2 separate regions of the Mus musculus genome follow, and region 2 is linked to region 1. A link is a loop called in an ENCODE intact Hi-C map of the cell type or tissue named here. Cell type or tissue: left cerebral cortex. All regions are shown on one strand. Each heading gives the region's core, and the rest is flanking DNA. Links, peaks and the distances in the headings are about the cores only. Region 1 holds the start of Gm39341 (a long non-coding RNA gene). Region 2 holds the start of Sh2d7 (SH2 domain containing 7).

Region 1 (11,258 bases), core at 1,760-9,759:
ATTGGGACTCCAGGTCCTTTCCTGGCACCTTAGGTTTTACTCCCTGTCCTGTGCACTGGTGCCCCACTATCATGGACTCTAACCCTCTGGAATCCTAAGCCTAATGAAACACTTCATTTCATAAGTGGCCTTGGTCATGGCGCTTTGTCACAGTAATGGAAAAATAATTGAGACATTTGAGTAATTTTTTTTTAAAATAAAAGCAAAACAGGAGAGCTGGCCAGTGTTGGGGGAGGGGAGGCAAGCTCTCACGGAGGGCACCTACCACTACTGGCAACCTCATTGTGTTTATTAGGTACACCACAGGGGCAGAAACTAGTTACTTTCAGTAGATCTCTGTTGGTGAGCAGTCTCCATCTGTAAAGACTCCACAGGATGAACACACATCGGCCACTTATTCACACTTGACACCCCCCCCCCCCCACAGGGGAAAACTTGGCCACCCGTCTTGAGCTTTACCCAGGCAAGGCTTTACCACTCCTGTGAGGCCCAGTCATTGACGTGGCCTTGCCCCTGTTGACAGCACAAATCCACATGGGCGGGACTTCTTCTGTAACTTTAATCATTTCAAATCCTATTTTTAGCGATGGTTCTAAAACTCTTTAACTTCCCTTGTAGCCTACACGTGAAAAAGAAAGGATACAGGGGAAGGGGACCTGTTTAGAAAGGTTCTTTGGAGCAACTCCCATCTGTGTTGTCTGGAAATTGGTGGTTCAGTTTACTAGTTAGTAAGCAGCAACAGCTCGATCCACTCGCAAACACCTCATGGATACACCAGCGGTCCAGTTTGGTAGAGTTGAGTTAGCAACAGCAGTGACATGACATGACCTAGAGAGACAGCCAGGCCTCAGCCTCAGCTCGAGTCAGCAGGAGGGACCCAGAGGGACACCAGGAGAAGTTCTTGGCTGTGCCTCTCTCAAGGAAACCAAGATCAGCGAAGCCTCAAGACCCACAAGCATTGTATAGCTAGCTGTACCAGCAAGCCAAGCTCTGTCTCCATCACTCCGTGGAGTCCTATTTATACCCCCTCCAAACATCATGTGCCCTCCATGTGCCTTGCCTCAGCACAGGTCTTGCCTCACCACCTGCATCCAATCAGCCTGAGTCCACGGAAGCAGCGAGAAATTGCAGCACACCACTCGAAGTTTTTTGGTGCGTTTCTCATTTCTCTCTATGGAGTCCCAACAAATGTAGCCCAACTAAGCAAAGTAAGGTGAACCAATACATGTGTGTTGTTAGCAAAGAATCCTTCATCACGTGTCCATTCATGTGCTTGCTTTAGCAGAGCATCCTCTCTCCTGTGTCTGCTTCAGTGGAACATCCCTTCACGAGTCTGCCTGAGCCTTTCACACCTGTGTCCACGTTAACGAAACGTTCCTTCTCATGGGTGCTCCAACAAAACACCATCCAACCAACTGACTTTCCTAAGATCCTTTAAGTTTCCACTTCAGACTTTACTCACTCAGATCTTCAGATGTCCATGGGTTCCCCAGCAGATATATTACTTATTGTAAGTGGGAATTGTCACTCATTCCATGGCCTCTGTGGAGGAGGAGGCATTGTCATCATAGCAACCACTCATTTTTATGGGGGCAGGATATAGGCATGGTCACAACTGAGTACACTCCCTGCAGCCAGCAACAAGATCTGTATCCTATGACTCAGGCCAAACAGTAGCAGAAATGTCAGTTTGGCTGACAGCAGTAAAAGGAAGTGTCTCCAAGAGGAGCCCAGTGAGAACAGGGGCTTTGAGGGGGGCTTCCTGGAGGAAATAAACATGAGAAGCTATGGGAGAGGAGACAGCGGGGCACCTGCCCTGTCTACTGGGGCCCATTCCTCAAAGATAGCAGCTCTTAGGCTCTCCCCACCCTTCTTCTTCACACCATCTCCTTCCACAACCTCAAATGTGAGCTTTCTCTATAAATGATGCTAATGTCACCCCTAAATGATGGCAAGGACCCTTCGGATGAGGTGGCTTCTCTGTGTCCCAGAAGGCGTCAGAATGGGCTGATCAAGGCTAGTTCCACTCCTGCCCAGCCAAGGCAGGTACACTGAACTCTTAGAGAGGGGGCAGAGTCTGGATTTCGCCTTGGCGAGTCCCAGTAAAGAAAGCATCTGCATAAAGATCATATTCTACATGGGAAAAAATGAGACTGACTTAGACTCCTGGGTAACATTAGAGAAAAGAACAATTCATCCATCCGTGACCTTTCACCACTGGGCTTCTTGAGGGTCCATGTCTGGTCACTGTCACAGCTACAAATGCTTATCCATAGCTGACTGTAGAGCCGTCCACCAGCCCTCCACCCAACACAGAGACTGATCTGGGGGAATCCAGGCCTGGATCACAGGTCAGTCTTCCTGCATTCTGATTTTAGATCTATCTCTGGCTTGGATGGACCTCCAGCAGGAGCCAATTCCCTCAGTGCATTTCCACTGGTGTGATGACCCTGTAAGGCTTCCTGGCAGTATAGGCAAAGGCACGCATGATGCCTTGGCTATGAGTGTCTACTGTGGATCTGAGCATGTCGACCCCAGTGTGATTTCTTCCCTCCTCTGTCCCCTTTGGGAATACCAAGAAGCAGCAGGCAGTCCTGCTGGGCAACAGGTGTGTGGGTGTTGACTGATCACTTTCTCCCCAATGTGAGGTGTCTGGGGTCCTGACCCCCCACCCCCCGCCTCTTCTTCCTCCTCATAGAAGTTTGTCATTAAGTGAGACAGGAGATTTGAGTGAGGAAGTGTATTCTCCATGCTTGGGTGTCTAGACCCGCAGTGAGCAACACTGCTGTGCCAGTCTTCTTTCTGGTCCCTGGCTTTCAGACCACTTGCCAGGACTCTTAATTCTTGCTATGTACCCCTTCTCTAGTTCTTATTCATACACACCAGCCTTGGCAGAGACTAGAGAGATGCCAGACTTCCGGTGGGCATGCCTGTCCAAGATCTGGGGAGCCTGGGGCAGAAGTAGCTTTCTCTTTCCCATTTCTCCCCTTCTTCCATCCCTCCATCCCTCCTTCTGTTTTCTTGCCTATAAATTGAATGCATAGGCCTGGAAGAACTCTTTTCTGAATCCAGCTCTGGCTTTCTCACTCAGAGCCTACAGAAGTGCCCACTGGACCTCTGTTCAGTTATTGTAGCCACTCCACAAAAAGGAAACAGGTTCTGAGATGTGGTTTCTCCCAGTCCCCTGCCTCTGTTGGAATGCTTTCCCCAGGCTCAGGAAAGTCCCCCAATTTCAGACACAACTAGCCAAGCGAGGTACAGCTTATAGGCATACAGGGAGCCTCAGGAATATGACTGCCTGTCTCTAGAGAAGGTCCTCCTGTCCTCCATGTTTCTCTCAATTACCTACCACAATCCCAGATATCTAAAGCTATCTCAAGCCACAGAGGATATGAACAAATACTAACTCTACCTTTTATTTTTAAATACGTGCCTGTGTGTATGATCCTGCAGAAGTATACATATAATATAGCACATGTGTACATGAGCCTGTGAAGTCTAGAAGAGGGGCCAGATCCCCTTGAACTGGAGTTACAGGTGGTTTAAGTTGCCACATGGGTACTGGGAACTTCACCCAGGTCTTTTGCAAGAGTAGTAAACACTTTTTAAAAGTATATATGTATATATTACATACATACATACATACATACATACATACATACATATGCTGGAGAGATGACTCAATGGTTAAGAACACTGGCTTTTCCAGTGGACCCTGGTTCAATTCCCAGAATCCACATGGCAGCTCACAGCTATGTAACTCCAGTTCCAGGGGATCTAACACAGACAGACATGCAGTCAAAATACCAATGCACATTTTTTTTTTAAAAAAGAAATCACTAAAAACCGTGTGTGTGTGTGCTCTGTCTGTCTGTATTTCTGCATATAACTTGCAGCCCTGGTGTAGGAAAGACTAGGTCCTCTGAAACTGGAATTGTAGACGTTGTGAGCCACCATGGGAACCAACTGGACTCAGGTTCTCTGCAAGAGCAGCCATCTTTCCAACGTTGATTGATTGATTGGTTGGTTGATTGATTGATATTTTGAAAAAAGTTCTCTCTAGGTTGCCCAGGCTGACCTGGACCTCCTGGGCTCGAGCTGCCCTCCCACCTTGCCCTCAGGAGAGGCTAGGTTATACCACACTCACTTTTATGGAAAAATAGCAGGCCGCTCTCAGTGTTTTCTGTGTACTTAACGTGTGTGTGACCCCATGAGTTCTGCCTCCGACTTACACAGCTGGCTTAGGTTTCCTATTAGATAGTACCAAGGCAAAGCTCCTGACTGAAGCCTGGGGAGCAGGTACAGGGCCCAGTGATGCAGAAAGGGGCAGGGGGAGACAGCAGGCTGGTGGCAGTGACCCACATTTAGAGCTCCCCAGCACTGCCCGAGAAAACATAGATAGCTCTTTGGCATATAAGACGTCAGGACAAGTCCTGGCTCTGCACCTTGGTCCATTCCCTTGAGAAAAGGGGCGGGGCAGAGAATATGAACAAATATGAATATACTGGGTCTCCTCCCCATTCCCTGTGCTGAAGTGCATAGCAGTTATGGGAAGAAAAGCAGAGCAAATGAAGGGGCAGGCATCTGGCAGAGGATAGAGAAAATCTCACCCACCACTGTCTGGAATCTGTGGATCATGTTGTCCTTTCTGCCCAAACTGGTTTCCAATAGGATTTCTGCACCTCGGAACCATGAGACAAAGCGACCGGAAAGGTTTGTGACTTGGCCCTTGTGACAAAGCCAGTCATCCATTCTCTGGAGTACAGCATGCATAGCCTTCTATCCAGGCCCTTCCTGGTGGGAAAGCAGGTGTCGCTCCCGCTGAAGTCAGGTGGGTAGCTGTTTTTGCTTCCTTCCTCTTTCACTCTGATTTGTTTCTCCAACGTGGACCTCAGTGGTCCAGCTCCACCTTAGCAGCTGGAATCCCTACTTTGCCTTCTGCTCTGGACACAGCTCTGTCCAGATGGAGGCGCTCTCGCCTACTCCTCCTAGAACCTTTGGCTCTGCAAACTCCAGGTTCATCCAGAGCTGGAGGACACTGGTTTTCTGACCTGGGATTCACTCCACTCATTTCATGTCGACTGGGCCGAGAGAACACGAAAGAAGCCCATGGACGAGGCTCTGGAGTACAGTTGAGACCCTGCGTACTTCGGACGCAGGAGTCCACCCAGGCCGATGCAGGCGGGCATTGCTGGTGAGGTGGCTGGTGCACAAAAGGGCTATGGCCAGCAGAGGTCAGTAGAGACCCAAAATAGCCATGCTTCTGCGTGGTGAAGTAAAACGGGGGCTTCCGGGCCAAGGACCCTCAAGTGAAGTATTTAAGATTGAAAAAAGAAAATAAGAAGTGGGGGAGGAGGAGAGGGAGGAAAAGATGAGGAGGGGGGAAGAAGAGGAAGAAGAGGAAGAAGAATAAAAACGGGGAAGGGAAAAACGGAATTTGGGCCACACAGGGTGTCTGTGTGGATATCTCCTTGTAAGCTGGTGCAAAGCAATGGCCTTCCCACCCAAGACCTAGAAGAACCTTTTTTAAAAGCAAGGACAAAGACTAAAGACAGTTCAGTTGGTAGGGTGCTTCAGGCCCTTGGTTCAGTTCCAGGGTATGGTTTCTCCGCACTGCATAAATGCGAGTGGGTGGGGAGTGGCACACGTTTATCATCCTAATACACGACAGAAGCAAGAGGATCTATAGCCTTCAAGGTCATCCTTAGCTACAGAGCCTGGGCTTATTTGCTAAAAAATCTAAAGAGCTAGTCACTTAGACAAGCTAGACACTTGTCCCAAAGACTTATGTCACTATACTAAGCTCCCTCCCCACTTTCCTCTAGTACTTACTAACTTAACACTCCCAGCCCACCTTTCTGGCATCTAACTCCACCTCTGAACAGCATTCCTGTGTAATGAGAACATACTTGAGCATCTCCACCTCCTCCTCCCCTCAACCATTCCTTTATTTTGTCATTGTGGAAATTTGTAACACACACATTTGTTTGTTTGTTTGTTTATTGTTAAAGTTTTCCCACAGCAAGGAAAAGGGAGTAGAAAGAAGGGAAAAGTCAGAGGAACTCACAGTAGCTGTGGTCACCTGTACAAGATCAAACCTAATATGTGGGAGGGAGGGACTCATGAGCCCTCAGCCCTAGCTGACGCACTATTCTATCTGAGGCACTATTGGTGGTTGATGGCTGCCGGGGTGGGAGTCACTTTTCTTTGGGAGTTTGTCACTGAGTATAGGGTGTCCATGCTCAGTTGATGTCCCCACACCATCTGCATGTGGACAACACTAACTGGAACTCCCTGGGTCATGTGTGTGTGTGTGTGTGTGTGTGTATGTATGTGTGTATATGCATGTAAGTGTGTGTTAGCGTTCCTTGTAGGCTCCGCCCCTTAGTTACCTGGCAACAGCAGGCTATAAAAGGGGCTGCTTGACCTCTCCTCACTCTCCTGCTCTTCTTACTCTCTTACCCTTTCTGTCCCTGGCTGGCCTCTACTCCTCCCCTCCCCTCCCCTCCCCTCCCCTCCCCTCCCCTCCCCTCTCCTGCCCTCCTCCCCACCTCCATCTTTCTACTACCCCCTCAACTCTACTCCCCATGCCCTAAATAAACTCTATTCTATACTATACTATCCAGGGATGCCTCAGCATGGACCAGCAGAAACACCCACTTTCCCACACCATACTGTACCTCCACCAAACACAGCCCTGGATCCTTTTTCTTGTTTTATAAGACACAACAATGTGTATGAGTGTGTGTATGTGTGTGTGTTAGTGGGTATGTATGAGAGAGTATGAGTGAGTGTGTATGCGTGTAGAGATGCACACATGTATGAAATTGTGAAAAAATAAATAGAAAAATATTCTTAAAAAAATCATTCCCCCAACTTTTCTGATAGATTTCAAAAGCACTCTAATAAACTATAGGAGAGGTAGACAAGCATTTGAAAATTTGTTTCAGGCTGGAGAGATGGCTCAGTGGTTAAGAGCACTGACTGCTCTTCCGAAGGTCCTGAGTTCAAATCCCAGCAACCACATGGTGGCTCACAACCATCCTTAATGAGATCTGACACTCTCTTCTGGTGTGTCTGAAGACAGCTGCAGTGTACCTAGATAATAATACTGCAGTGTACTTATATAATAATAAATAATACTACAGTGTACTTATATAATAATAAATAAATCTTTAAAAAAAGAAAATTTGTTTCACATTAATTCCAATGTATTAGAAAATATATGTATGTGCATATGTGCATATAGATATAAGTCCTTTAGTTTGTGATTTTACAGGTAAACTTTCTTAGGATAAAACTAAAATCCATTTTTAAGTTTTAAAAGTGAGTTGAGGTGAATAAAGATATTAAATTATGGGGAGATGGATTGGACTACAGATGGCTTGCACCTACATAGATGCTGGGTGTTCAGGAGCATAGGCCCGTGAACCCCGCCCTTTAAAACAGAAGATGAGGAATCCTGGAGTCAGCTGAGTAGCAAGACTAGCCAGATCAGTGAGTTCTGGATCCTGTGAGCGATCCTGCTACAGTACTGGGGTAGAGACCAACCAGTGAAAACACCCACATTTAACCTCAGCTTCCACATGCATCCACATTCAATAGCACACAAGTGTGTCCACACATGGGAGCATGCACGCATGCGCGCGCGCGCACACACACACACACACACACACACACACACACACATATTTGTAGTGATGTACAATGGCAGAGGAAAAATCAGGAAGGTAGCCGAGCCCAGGGCTGGACGCCCTGAGTTGCACAAGCAACAGTTGTCTGACTCTGAAGGCAGCTGGGCTCCATCGCCTTACAGTTGTCATGGTTCAGATTTACAAATTGTTTTTCTTGATATTTCCAATCGTTTTGTTTTCCTTGTTTGTGATTATACCTCAGACTGAGGCTTCATCTCAGTCATCCCGCTTTTGACGTAGGAATCTGGGGGTGGGGGTGGAGGGCAGAATCCTCACATTTCTAGTTTTATCGGGAGACACTGAGTGGTTCATTTGCTCTCTCTCTCTCTCTCTCTCTCTCTCTCTCTCTCTCTCTCTCTCTCTCTCTCTCTCTCTCCCAAGACAGGGTTCTCTGGCTGTCAATCTGTAGACCAGGCTGGCCTCAAACTCACAGAGATCCTCCTGCATCTGCCTCCCAAGTCCTGAAATTAAAGGCGTGCAGCACCTTGCCTCACCTCCCAGCACTTCTAAATGGACTAGCTTGTGATGCCACAGTAGCCACTGGTCCACATCATTTTGCCACTCAAAGGACACGGGTCCTTCATTTGACAAGTGTTACAGCAGTACCTGTTGTATACCAGGCACTCTTTCAAAGTGCTGTAACCTACCTCCCTTATCCACTGAGGTTGAACCTAGGCCCTGTCTTAGGATTTCTGTTGCTGTGATAAAGCACTATGGCCAAAGGGGAAGAAAGGCTGTATTTGGCTTACATACCGTGAATCACAGTCCATTAGAGGAAGCCAAGGCAGGAGTTCAAACTGGAACCTAGAGCCAGCAGCTGAAGAGTTCTGCTTACTGGCTTTCTCCCCATGGCTTGCTCAGCCTGTTTTCTTATAGAACCCAGAAGCACCATACAGGATCCAGGACAACCACCCCAGGGGTGGATTCCCTACAGTGACTGGACCCTCCCATATCAGTCACCAACAAGAAAGTGTAACATGGCCTTGTCCATAGGCCAATCTAGTAGGGGTATTTTTCTCAACTGAGAGTCCTTTTTCCAAAAATTTGTAGCTTGTATCAAGTTGACATGAAACTAGCCAGGGCAGGCCCCAAGTAGATGTCTTAGACCAAACTTATAGATACCTTATGCATCAGCACCCATGATTAATTCTAACTCATGAATTAGTCACAGTAAAAGATTAGTAACTAATAACAAAAGTAGAACACCTATAGCAGTATATCATAATGTTATACAAATACAGTCTAACTCTCTCAAACTGTCTCACAGTTCTGCAGAGTTTCCGGAAAGATCTGGGGTGAGACAGTGCCCATGTCATGGACTGAGGTGAGTTACACAGACTGATGTGTTCCGCTCCGTCTCTACTGTCTTCCTCCATCAATCCCGGAGAAGCTGTTCTGAGCAGTGCGATGGGATCCCATTGACACCCCTGTCTCTCTTGCTGCAGATATGTTATCCCTACATCCAGCTCAATTGCCAGCTTAGTTTAGCCATCTCAGTATCAAGCCGAGCATCACACCCTGCTGTACTTGTGTTCAAGTCGCTCTCAGAACAGAACACAAATCAACATATGAGTGATTTTTTACTCTAGAATTTTCCATTTCATCTATTTGAGCTGGGTGTGGGATGCAACTGAAACCATGGGAAGGGAGATTTAGGATCAGGCAAACTTACTGAAGCTAGAGTAAGAACCACAGAAACCCTTACATCCAAGGGGCTAATGGACACATGACAAAAAGACACGGTATGTCCTGATGCTGTTGGCCAGGGTGAAGGAGGAAAATAAACAGAAAAGGAGCTGCTGGTGGCACAGCAACAGATGGGTGCTCAGGGAAGGCCTCATTTGGAATTGACACTGACGTAGGGATTAGAGGAAGTGAATGGGTGAGTGGGCGAGGGTGGACAGGCCCAGAGGAAAGAGTGTGCCTGTAGCTTTTGCACAGCAGCAAGGGGCCAGTGTGACTGTTGCCAGAGAGCTGAGCTGTAGAGGCCAAGGTCAGAGAACAGAAGGCTGTGGCCCAAGTAAGAACTTCAGCTTTTATTGTGAGGCTGGAAGCTTCGGGAAGCTTCTAGAAGGTTCTGGCAAAGGAACAGGGCACTGTCAGATCTGAGTTCTAAGAGGTCCTTCTGGCCTTCCTGTCACACAGGAGTCATGACTCTGGCCTGTGGGAAACTCAGGATGGTCAAGCCCAGCCCTGATGGCTGGGGGCAGGCAGGGGCTTCACTCTCAACACACGCTCCAGTCCTCTGCCATCTCCAGTGCTCCTCCCTGAAATCTGTGTGGCTCATTCTCCCCTTCTACTTCCTCCCTCATCTCCCAAGCTGCCTTACCTGAGAGAGGAACAAGATACTTGCTCATCTTCACCAAGGGGTATTTAGTGCATTAGTCAGTACTTTCTGGACATCGTGGTTTCTGCCTCAGTTTGAATTGTTACAGAAGTTGTTAAGGTCCAAGTGTGGACCCTGGCAGCCCTCACAGGGTAGGCACAGCCCGATGCCAACAATAGGGCAACTCAAGAGACAAATTAGAGGCCAGTAAGATGGCTCAATGCGTAAAGGCAAGTTCTGTCAAGATAACCTAAGTTCTATCCCTAGTGGAAGGAAAGAACCAACTCCCACATAAACACACACACACACACACACACACACACACACACACACACACACACACACACACACAATTTTTTAATGTATAAAAGCAGTACTCACCTGGCTAGGGAGATGGCTTAATCAGTAAAGTTCTTACCACCCAAGCATAAAGACCAGAGTTCAGATCCCTGGCACCCACAAGAAGCCAGGTGCATGTCTGCAATCCTAGCACTAGGTAGAGCAGAGGTAGGCAGACTCCTGGAGTTCATTGATCAGCCAATCTAGCTAAATTGGTGAGCTCCAGGTTTAATAAGAGACCCTGTCTTGAAAAATAAGGCAGAGAGCAAGGACAGAGAAAGATACCAAATGTTAGCTTTAACCTTCACACACACCTGTACAAATACATACATCCACACACACATCCACATACATCCACACACAAATACAACCATCAAGAGCAAATACGTCTATAGAATAGCAAATACAACATTGTAAAGTTGTACAAAATGCAACCAACAAAAAGAAAATATTTTTAAAAACTAGTTTGAAGATTAAATGCTTGTTTCCAGATGTGCCACTTTGGTGACAAATGTCCCTTTTAATTACTAGGAGTGCACAGTATTAGGGTGTGTTTAATTATCATTGCTGAAAGAAAATAGCCATGATACAATTAGAAGCAATGAACGCAAACCGGGAAAAGGTTAGCATCATTAAAGTTTATAGGACACCTGCGGAAGTGTTCTTCTCGGTTCAGCATCTTAGATGCCACCCACAGTACACAGTAATCAGTCAGCACTATGCAGAGCTACACAGAGATGCTTTGATTATCGACCCAGTTTCTCCCACTAAATAAAATGTAGGATGTGTGCCTCAGTAGGGTAAGTGGGCTACAGCATTGACAAAAATAAGCAGTTTAGATCTGACAAATTTAAGGAACAGTGTGAGAGACCAGAAACACACCCACTCTCTGACTTGAA
Region 2 (11,258 bases), core at 1,905-9,904, 150 kb after region 1:
ACTCAGCCTAATTTCAGACCATGGTCCACAGCCGCCACCTCGGACTTTACACTAGGTACATGTCTCTTCCTCTTTAGTCTTATAGCCTTACATTACTAAGACCTAAGATCTTTAGTCTTATAGCCTTACATTACTAAGACCCAAGATCTTCATACCCAACCAATGCTGTGGGTTGTCACAGCCTTCACACCTCCAGACTGCCTCCAGTTCTCCCTCCTTAAGCACTCTGCCTGGATCCCTTCTTTGTTCTCAGACTTCTCATCTATGGCTATCCTTTTCCCAGAGATTTGTCTGGCTGCACCCAAGGATCTGTGACTCTCAAAATCTTGTACTTACGCTCATGCCAGTCCACTTAGTAGAAAGACTTTATACCCAACCATGCCCTCTTCCCACTAGCAAGCCTGTTCCTCTGCCACTGGACTTAGAGTTCATCTGCACCCACCGGGAAGATGTTTCATCTGGCTCCCTTCATCCCTTTGAAGGCTGCAGCAACATCCCTGGCTGATAGTGTTGGTGCTCTGAAAGGGTTGGCCAAGCAGAGGATGACTGAACTATGGCGTCAGGGCCCAGAGAAAACCAGATAGTGGGTTTCTGAACCTCTGTGCTCATCAGCAGGTTCTGGGTTATGGAACCCCTAGGCTACCTGTCTCTTCATAGAGGGCTTCCCACTTACCTATAAGACAAGATGTAGCCGACAGCCCGGTCACTGAGGCGGATGAGGAAGGAACCGAGGGCTTTGTCCCTGAGTAGCTGCTCTGTTTGCCTGGACAGAGGACACACCATTAACTGGGACCTGTACCCTCACAGTAACCAAGCAGCCTGAATTGGATCTGCTTCAGGATCCTTTCAGACAGTGGCCTAGAGTTCTAAATTGAGACAGATTTTCAGCCCTTGATAGAGAACCTTCTGAGCTCTTTGACTGACTCTGAGGCCTTCAAGGTGCAGTCTGTGGTTGGTTCTGGCTCAAGTGAGCAAACTAAAGACAGTCTGTCGTTGAATGTGAGTCCCCAGGCGACAGGCACCTTCCACCCTGCAATGTAGCCTTGTCAGCAGGAGCAATAGACACAACCTGCAGCTTCCAGCTCTCTATTCAGATAACTGTATAGAAAGAACTATACCAGGAACTTTCACATCAGTAGGGATCCCTGTCTTGGGACTAAGTGTGTAGTTGTGCAAGAGGCACACTACATAAGAGTGTCTGTAGCAAAGAGCTGCTGTTGTGTCTCAAGCTTGGTTACAAGAGGAGCTTAAAAAAAATCACTACCATCCCTTCGGGTCCTTCTACATGATACCAAGTGTTTTTGAGGTACAATGGAAAATTCTAGTATTTTTTTCCTTTGGCTTGGAAGAACACAGATCATATAATTCCTTACCCACTTACTCACCAAATACATCACTACATCACTAGAACTACCTTCATAATTTTCAGGGATCTGTGCCAAATGAATATATGGGACCCCTTATTTCCAAACAAAGGGCATCAAGACATAACACAGAGCATTAAGACAGCTGCAGGTCCCCTGAACACAGCCTCGTGTGGTCCGCAAAGCTGTCCCCGGTGCTGTGTTAGACACTGGGTCAGGACCTGGTTGGTGGGCTTTGTTTCTCATTCCTTTTTCCATCTAGTACTTGGGAAGCTTGAAGATCTCTCTCAACCACAATGCCAAGTCTCACATCCTTGCCTCTATGCCAGGATAATCATGTGTCTAGGTTTCCTGGACAGTTTTCTACCTCAATTACAATAACATTCCAGTGCTGGCACATGGCATGGTCTTCTAACTTTCACCAAGATACTCAGAACTCATCTAAACATGCCTAGCTCCTACTCAGTCCACTGTGGTTCTTCCCACAGCTGCAACTACCCAAGATCCCGCTAGGCAAATGCCCTCCATATGTGCCTTCAAAAGCTTCTACAATCTGTCCCTTCTACCCCAGGGTCCTGCTTAGTGAGGGAAAGGTCAGGAGCCCAAGGTTCTGGAGTCCTTGGGCCATATTCCCAGCCCTGAGGAGCTGCAGATCATGCTGGTCTTGTGGTCAGGGGCAGCCTTACTTGCGAGTGATGAATCCATGAAACCAGGGGGGCAGAACTCCATTCTGTAGGATAGAGGGGGCCTGTGTCTCCATGAACCACTTCAGAGCCAGCTCTTGGATTTCAGCCAAGGCCCGCCCACCCCCTGCCTCCTCCAGTGCCTTGCCCAGATGGAGCTGCTCTGGGCCGCCCTCCATCCTGGTGAGCACTGATGATATGTGAATCCTGATGGCTGCAGTCCTTTATATCTATGCGTGATGCAGCTCATTTGCCTGTGCTCACACCCTTCTCAATGCCCGTGGCACACAGGAGTCCTATTAGATGGCTCTCCTGTGTGAAGCTTTGGGACCAGGCATTTTGGCTGCTAGAGTCACTAGCAGGAGGCTATCGTAGCAGCCTGGTAAGGATCAGGCAGGATTTCCATGATCTCTGGGCCAGCAGAAAAGCTGATGCCTGTGACCTCTTTTTTCCCAACCTCCAGTCTTTGCCTCAGTGGAAAAGCAGACATAAGATGCAGTCACAGCACTGCCCCTGTGAACAGAGCTCTGGATTTAAATTCACTGTATCCTTCCTTCACTGGGGCTTTTGTGTTTTGGTGGGGAAATTCCATGCTGATTAATTTTACCTTTTACTTCAGATTGTATCAGGTACCTGCTGTGTACCATATAAATCTGGGAACAAGACAACTCTCTGTGTGGTGTGTGTGTGTGTGTGTGTGTGTGTGTGTGTGTGTGTGTGAGAGAGAGAGAGAGAGAGAGAGAGAGAGAGAGAATGAGAGAGAAAGAGAGAAAGCGCTCACTCACGTGCGCACACACACACACACACACACACAGGTATTTACCCATGCATAAGTCTGGAAATTAGAGGTTGATATCGGGTGTCTTCCTCTATTGGTGTCCACCTTACTTTTTGAGATAGAGTCTCTCATTGAACCTGGAACTGCTGTTTCAGGTAGGCTGTCTGGCCAGCAAGTTCCTGGGATTCCTGTCTCCGCCTCTCAGTGTGTCCAGCTTTTATGTGGGTGCTGAGGCTACAAATTCAGGTCTTCATGCTTGTGAAGCAAGCACTTTACCTGACAAGTCATCTCCACACTCCCAGAGAAGCACTTACTACTAATGGCAGTAGATAAACAATAAATGTGTGTGATTGCTTGTGTAACACCACACCAGATGAGCCCAGCCTGCGGGGAGCAGGGAGATGGAGACAGAGTGTGTTGGCTGCATGTCATGGGTAGTAGTCAGTCTTGCCCAAGAGTGACCATGGATCTTTGAAGGAGGAAGCCAAGTACCTGGTGAGGAAAGACTGTTGCCAACTATGGGGAAAGTAATTCAATGACAGGATTTTGGCATCCATTTAGGGCAGGCGGTAGAACACTTTATTCACACAAATATTCCCAATCCTGGTGTCAGCATTCTACAGCAGAAACTGAAGCTGAGGTGGCAGAAGCATTAGCACCGCCCCCCCCCCCCCCAGACATGGGTTAGAATCCCAATTCTATCACATTTTGGCCTAGGGTATCAGAAGGTTGTTGAGCCATTGGAGATAGCTCGGTTTCCTCATACACTGGGAATTAGAGGCTATTGTTTGGCTCCGGGGCCGTTATAATGAGTAGGAGCAAAGCGGTAAAGGATGAAAGATCATTTACATACATTCAAAGCAGGGCAGAACTAATCAAGGATGCTAAAAATTAAGACAGCAGAGGCTGTGGTGGTGCAGGGGGGCAGTGTTTATGGACTTCTAGGAACAGATGAGGAGCTGTCAAGGGCTGGTGTGTTTCCACTTTCTCATCTGGGGGGTGTGCTCACTATGAAAATTCATGGGAGCATAGCTTATGCTCTTTGCTAATTACATGTCCCACTTCAATTAAAACCATTTACGGAAAAAGAAGGGGAAGATGTCACAGCCACATTTCCATGGTTCGGATTCTGGCTTGATAACTGTGTTGACCCTTAACCAAATATTATAACTTATTAACTTCAGTGTCTTCATCATTGAAATGAGGATGATAATATGACCCATATATTAGTTCATTTTCTATTGCTGCAGTGGAATACCAGAGACTGGCTACTTTGTAAAGAAAAAAAGATTTATTTAATTCATAGTTGTAAATGCTAGAAGGCCAAGATTGGGTAGCTCTACCCTTCCGGGCTCTGTCAGAGGCCTCCTTAGCTATATCACAGGGTGGTGGGTGCCATCATGGGGACATGACTGAGAAGGAGCCATCACTTGGGACCAGGCTAGCTCTTTTAGAATAACTCACTCTATTTATAACTCTCTAGGGTCCCATAAAACTGAATTAGTCAATCCCTTCCATGGACAATACTCCCCAATGACATTCTTCTTCTAACCACCCTTTAGGGTTGCACCACCTCCAAACATTGACACGCTGAGGCTTCCAACACATAACTCCTTAGGGCACAAGCCACATCCAAACCATAGCAACTTGTTGTTAGAGAGGTCAAATGAGTTAATTCCTTTGAACAGTAGCTCCTTTATTTGGAATAAAATACGTGATTAGGATTAGCCATTGCTTTGATGATTATGATGCCAGTGATGGTGATGATAGAAAGATTCTTAAGTATGAATAGTCTGACCCCATTTGGTAGACTACTATTGTTACTACAGCATTGTTATGAGTCATCTCAAGTCTAAAATAAAATGTGTTAAGGGGAGTGTGTGGCAGTAATCCCAGCACTAAGCAGGCAGAAGCAAGAGGATTATAAGCTTGAGGTGAGCCTAGGCTCCATTTCAAAAGATTAGTTTGAAACCAGCCTGGGTCATACAGCAAGACCTTGCCTCAGAAACAAAGTAAGGGGACTGGCAAGATTGCTCAGTGGTTAGACTCAGGACTGGCCTAAATTTCATGTCCAGCATCAATATCAAACAGCTCACAACTATCTTGTAACCTCAGGGGATCTGGGATATCATCTTTTGGCCTGTTTAGGTACCTGCACTCATGTCCACAAACCCACACAGACATACAGACACACACAGACACACACACACAGACACACACACACAGACACACACACACACACACACACACACACACACACACACACACACACATGCAATTAAGTATGGAATAAGTTTTTTTTAGACAGGATCTTTCTATGTAGCCCTTGGTGGGTTGCAACTCACTAAATAGGCCTTAAACTCACAGAGATCTTGCTTCTGCTTTCCCAGTGCTGGAATTTATAGTATATACCACAATGCCTGGCTTTAAAATAGAATCTTTTGAAAATGTGTTTGGGCACGTGTCGGGTGCATTTGGTTTAGCGGGAGGGAAGGCGGGAGCATGAGGCAAACCTGCCATCTGATCATGGAAGATCACTCTCTGCCCCTCAGCCAAGTCTTCCTCATCTGCACAGGGTAACAGCTCTCAGCTCTCACGGGCATCTCTCAGCACAAGGACAGGCACATGGCGACATAGCAAGTGTTCTTGGAGAGTCACCACTCAGAACATTGATTTTTTTAAAAAATAAATCCTTGATTTCCAGCCCTGACAATGAGAATGTCAAAAGGGGGGCATCATTTTTGAACCTGTTTTTTGGTCTTTTCATTACAGACAAGCCATGGCTACCATGAGGTCTGGAATCTCCAACCCAAGTTGGCAAGGATTATAATTCCCTAGAATGCACATTCAAGGAGGAGGGAGTCTCTGTGCTGATTTCTCCTAACTTTTCATTGAAATTCAGCATCTCTTTCCTGGCAAACAGAGGCAACAGACCCCACTGACATCAGCAGCAGCTCTAACTCATTACCACCAGAAACCACAGAGATTTTCCTATCTCACGACGGCAGCTGCAGATACATGTACAGACCATTTTTGTTATCATATCAGAATTATAAAACTTCAACCCAGTGCTGAATCTAACTCTGTAGTACAATGAAAACACACAGTGCTACCTCACCAATACTTTCCTGTGACCCTATTTCCACATAATTTAATTCCACTGTTCCTCTATGAGTCCAATTTTGTGCACTTAAAAAATATCCAAGAGGCACACAAGACTCAGTAGATTTTCCAGAGACCCATGGCACCATACAGAGTGAGCATCCTGGGGGCCAATCCAGAACTGGTTTGCTGCCAAGGCAAGGTCCTGGAAGTATTCAAATGCAAAGAAATATGCTGCTCTCTTTTTCCATGAGGCAAGTCTCACTCCACCACCGTTAATGCTGGGTACAGTTATGGGCGGGACCCCATCATTTTCATAAGAAGACAAAGGCTTTTTTTGTACAAAAAGGGATGTAGCCCAGATGGTTGTGGACCAGGGGTGACAATTCTGAGAGTTAAGCAAATAAGGAGAGCTCTGTATTTATACTCAAAGGAAATATGGGACTGAGGAGGGGCAAAGCCCAGGTTTGGAGAGAGCTAGGGGTGCTATGTAAAGGATTATGGGTAGGAAAAGATTGTTTAGAAAGAAGCCTGCATCCCATCATTCAGTTCACTACATGTTCACTTACAGGATGGTGGGCTCTAGATAGAGAGAATATTGTGGAGTAGACCACCTCCTATTCTCCCCTGGGACCCAAATATGTAAGGATGGAGCATATGTGGGGCAGCAGTCTCTGGAGTCAGGCTCAGTGGCTCAGAATTCCAGCTCCCACTGGCTGGCTCTGTGATATCTCTGTGTCTCAGCTTCTTTGTCTATAAAAATGGAGTGCAGTGGTCAAGTGCTTGCTGTACAACCAGAGGGATCTGAATCTGAATCCCCCTCCCCCCCCCTATTATGGAAAAAGCTGGGCCTAGTGACTTGCATTTATAATGCTAGTTTCAGGGAGGTGGAGTCAGGAGGGTCTCTGGCAGTCACTAGCCAGCTAGTCACTGAGTTGATGAGCTCCCAGTTCAGTGGAAGACCCTGTCTCAGAAAATAAAGTGGAGGGGCTGGAGGGATGACTCATGGATGAAGAGCGCTTTCTTGCTCTTGCAGAGGACTCAGGCTCAGTTCCCAGCAGCCACATGATGCTTCATAACCACTCGCAACTCTAGCTCCTGGAGACCTAACATCCTCTTTCAGTCTCTGCGTGGACCAGGCAGGCATGCACATCGTACATATACAAATATGCAGGCAAACGCTCATACACATATAATAAAAACAAACAAGTCTTTTTACAAAATAAGGCAAAGAATAATAGAAGGGAGGCAATATGCACGTGCATCTGTGTACAACGTGCGTGTGGAGGAAGGAGGATACCTACATGATAGGGCTTGGGTGCAAATGAACAGCTCGGTGGCCAGGAGGCATGGCTACATGTGCTCGCAACATGAATTACACCTTGGCTTCAGAATATTACAGGTCACCAGAGTTTGATGTCGTCTCCTTGTCATTACTTCCCTATCCTTGGTCCTCATCCCACAAGGTCTTGCTCTCCAAATAGAGAGTGACAGACTACGACAGACTACCCGGCAAAAGACTCTTCTACAGACATTCATTCTGTGTGACTCTTGGAAGCAAGGCTGAGGTGTCTCTGCAAAGCTTTTCAGAGAAAGTGTCTTGCCAGCCACCTGACTGAGCAGAAAGACTGGAGACAAAACAAGCCCTGGCTCCTGCTTCTTTCCTGAGTAGTACAGGTGTCCTCTGCTGGGTGCTACTGGCCACCAGACTCCTGGTCAGTACTACAAAGGGACCTGCCACACACTTGTCTGAGGTATAAGCACTACCTTGTCTTACCTCTGGAAGTTCTGTGGACAGGGCACGATCTTGCTCCATGAACTTGGGGACTAGAAAAAGGATGACTTGATTTTTCACCCCCTCAATCCTTTTCTTTTTGAAGGGTCTGCCATTCTCTGTGTGGTAGGTACAGTGCCCAGAACGGTGCTTGACACAGAAGCAGTAGGCACATATTAAATTCTTTGCCCACATGACATTTCTGAGCCCTATCTTATTGGGGTGGTGTGTATGGACATGTTGGCCATCATGCTATTTTTGATGACTGTCACAAGGAGTCTATGGACATGTTGACCCAAATGCCATTATGAGTCTGGTGGCATGGGCACTATGGGCATGCTAGAAGGCAGAGCTCTTGTGAGTTCTAGGCTGTCCTAGTCTACGTAGTGAGTACCAGCCTTATCTCGAAACAATCAAACTGCCCTGAGCACATGAAAGAATCAGAACTGAGCGTTGTGGTAGCATGCCTGTAATTCTAGCGCTTGGTAGACTGAGGTAGGAGGACTATGATGAAGTCAAAGCCAGAGTTAAATCTTGTCTCAAAAAAAGAAAAGAAAGATAAAGAAGAAATATAGGCTGATTATATTTTAGTGAGAAAAATCGTATATCCCTCAAAGAAAGCATCTAGAATTACCCAGTGGCTGCACTGACCTGGTAGTCCCCGGATCAAGCCTACTTTTTTTTCCAGTCATGTGACGCTGGATGTCCCCGTAGAAAAGGATTGGATTTCCATGGAAAGTACTCTTGAAATCGTCCTGGATATTCAGGAAACACTAGGAAAGACTGCCATCAGGTGGATGGTAGCGATTTCGTTCTTTCTTTTTTTACATTTGCATTGTTTCACCATATGATAGATTGGACCATATCCCCCAGGCCACCAGGAGGCCCTCCACAGGTGCCAGCACTAAGCACTTAGACTTCCTGACATCCAGAGTCATGAGTCATATAAGCAGCTATTGTTCATAAATCAGCCAGTCTTCAGTATTCAGTTATAGCAGCAGAAAACAGACGACGACAGTCGCCAGTACATAGATACGACATTAACAAGTGCTGTCTTGAGTCCAGCTTCTTGCAGACACGCTGGGGACTCCAGGCCTCTCGGATCAGTTAACCGAGCAGGTTTGTATCTAGGCCATAAAGGCACCTGAGGTTGGATCACCCTCAGACACAGCATTGGTTCACTGAGCTTGCAGGCTGTTGGGAGGAGATGCAAAACAAACCAAGGAGCTTCTCTGAGCAGGACTAGGACTCCAGCCTGTCCTCTGAAGTGACTCTGTTCTTCTGTGTACGTCTGTGGTAGAAGTTGCAATGCAGCCCCTGTACTAGATTCCCTGGGAAGCTTACCCTTGAAGAGCCACAGTGGGCTGGGTGAGACAGCGATACTGGACAGCAGAACCATAGCTTCAGCCTCAGGCTCTGCCCACTTGAAGGGTTATCCCAGATCCTCCTGTGTGTGAGTGCTCTCTTCGTCTGAGACACTATCACACGGATGAGGATGTCTGGGTAAAGAACCACCATCTGTATGATAGCTCCTGCACAAAGTAAATAGTCTCATATCTGTGGGATGAATAAATTAGTGATGTCACGATATAGTAAACTCATTTAGTGGAAAATGTCTTAAATTGTGGTGGCCAGAATTCAAAATTATTACGTAGGAACTTCAATAAGTTCAGAATAATGCAAATGATTAAAGTAGCTCTTCTCTTTTTTTTGATATAAATAACTATTTTAGTCAACCAGATTATTCCAAAATCTTATTTTTTTTTCCTTAGGAAAGGGTCTCATGGAATCCAAACTGGTCTAGAATTTGCTATGTATTTGAACCTTGAACTCCTGATCCTCCTACCTCCACCTCTTGAGTTCTGGGATTGCAGGCAGTGTGAGCATCCCCAGCTCATCAGGTACTGTGAGTAGAACTCAGGGCTTCAGATATGCTAGGCCAATACTCTAGCAGCTGAAATCTAGCCTCAGACCCAAACTGCACTTTTGATTAACTTAAAATTGTCTTACCTAATCTTTTATATGTTGGTTTGCTTCTGTGCTTCAGTTTGTCCAAATTACTTTGAATTGGTCATCTGCCGCATGAGCTATTCTGACCGTCTACAGATTTTAGAATTAAAACTCTGGGTCTTTGCACAGACCTTGAGTACTGAAGCATAAATGAGGACTGACTCCTGGGGCTCTCTTCCAAGTAAGCCCAGACTTGTGGACTAGATCTCATGTGAAATCCCTTAAACCAGAGGACTATCAAGTCCTTCAAGCAAGGCTTGGAGATTATTGGGCATGAGTGTGCGTACATGCAATGTCAGAAATTGAGAGGCAGATGTGGGAGGATCCGGAGTTCAAGACCATCCTCAGCTACATAGTGAGTTGGAGGCCAGCCTGGGCTACAGGTGACCCTGTCTCAAGCAGACAGATAAACAGACCTGAAGATAGAAGGAAGGGGGAAATTCAAATCATTTAACAAAACCAAAAGCTACAATATGCAGAGCATCTTGGAAGAGAGAAATGCCCAATGTTAATATTAACATGTGACGAAGGACATTTCAGTCCCAGGCTATTAAATGTAACTGTACTCAGCGTTAAAACAATCCCCAAGGAAATGTCAGTCTCATGTATCTAATGTCAAGTTTCTTGATAGAACACCTTGGTTAAGAGTTAGATATTTACATCATCCAACAAATTCCTTTTGTTCAGATCCCAGACTCTTTCTCAAGAGTCAGGCTTTCTATGTAACGAATGACTAGTAGAGGACAGGTTGGCCACCAGCCTATTGTATTTCTCATGGAAAATTAATAACATGGTGTTTTGTTCCCATGCCTATCAAATATATAAGGTACTATATATACACAAAGGAGTATTGTTGACCAGTTTAAAGGCCCTTCTGACAGATGCAGTGACATGGGTAGATTATGTGGAGTTGGTTATAAAGTAGTATGTAATCTCATGTAAGACAGAGCTGATCCAAAGTGGTGGAAATCAGAATAGAGATGTGTCTGGGAGGTAGAGATGTTGACTAGAAAAGGGGATGAGGAAGATTTCTGGACTCAGGGAAATAATCCATGTGAATATTACATCAGTAGATACATGTGTCAAAAATTTCCAGGCTGAGCCGGGTGGTGGTGGTACACACACCTTAATCCTAGCACTCAGAAGGCAGAGGTAGGCAGATCTCTGTGAATTCCAAGGCATCCTGGTCTACAAGAGTGGGTTCCAGGAAAGCTGGAGCTACATAGAGAGACCTTGTCTTGAAAAACCAACCCCCTTCCAAAATCCAGGCTAAACACTGAAGATGTGTGCTATTTTCTATGTGTAAAATACTTTTCAAGACTGAATTATTAACACACAAAACTGCCTGCTTTAATCATTAGCTTCTTGTGAGCTTAGTGGGCATGAAATGGAGTTCTGGTTGGCTAGGCTACAGTGAGTTTTTCAACAATACTAGTTCTATTATGGGGCCTGAGGCTTTTGTAGAGGATCATGGCAGTATATATGTGTTGGGGTTTTAATCTTGTAGGGATTTTGGTCAAAATTTTCACTGAATGTTGTTAATTGTA

What was found. Peaks named below come from ENCODE experiments on the same cell type or tissue, not always from the same donor. Only the 100,000 strongest peaks of a DNase experiment are listed, where the experiment ranks them.
Region 2: a loop joins it to region 1, with 2.3 times the contacts of the local background. A loop is called at or near these places in 6 of 42 quality-filtered maps.

Annotation. Positions count from the first base shown.
Region 1 is chr9:54,670,620-54,681,877 of GRCm38, reverse strand. Gm39341 (a long non-coding RNA gene) reads left to right here and starts at 4,676. Exons shown (of 3, transcript XR_870774.2): 1 at 4,676-4,831; 2 at 8,962-9,018. In left cerebral cortex, for the core only: CTCF peaks have their summits at 4,988 and 5,198 (motif pointing right); DNase peaks (open chromatin) are centred at 5,008 and 5,168; H3K4me3 peaks cover 424 bases.
Region 2 is chr9:54,525,114-54,536,371 of GRCm38, reverse strand. Sh2d7 (SH2 domain containing 7) reads right to left here and starts at 2,249. Exons shown (of 6, transcript NM_173778.4): 1 at 2,051-2,249; 2 at 674-763. The coding sequence starts at 2,226. In left cerebral cortex, for the core only: a CTCF peak has its summit at 8,499 (motif pointing left); DNase peaks (open chromatin) are centred at 2,179, 4,722, 5,298 and 8,489; H3K27ac peaks cover 361 bases.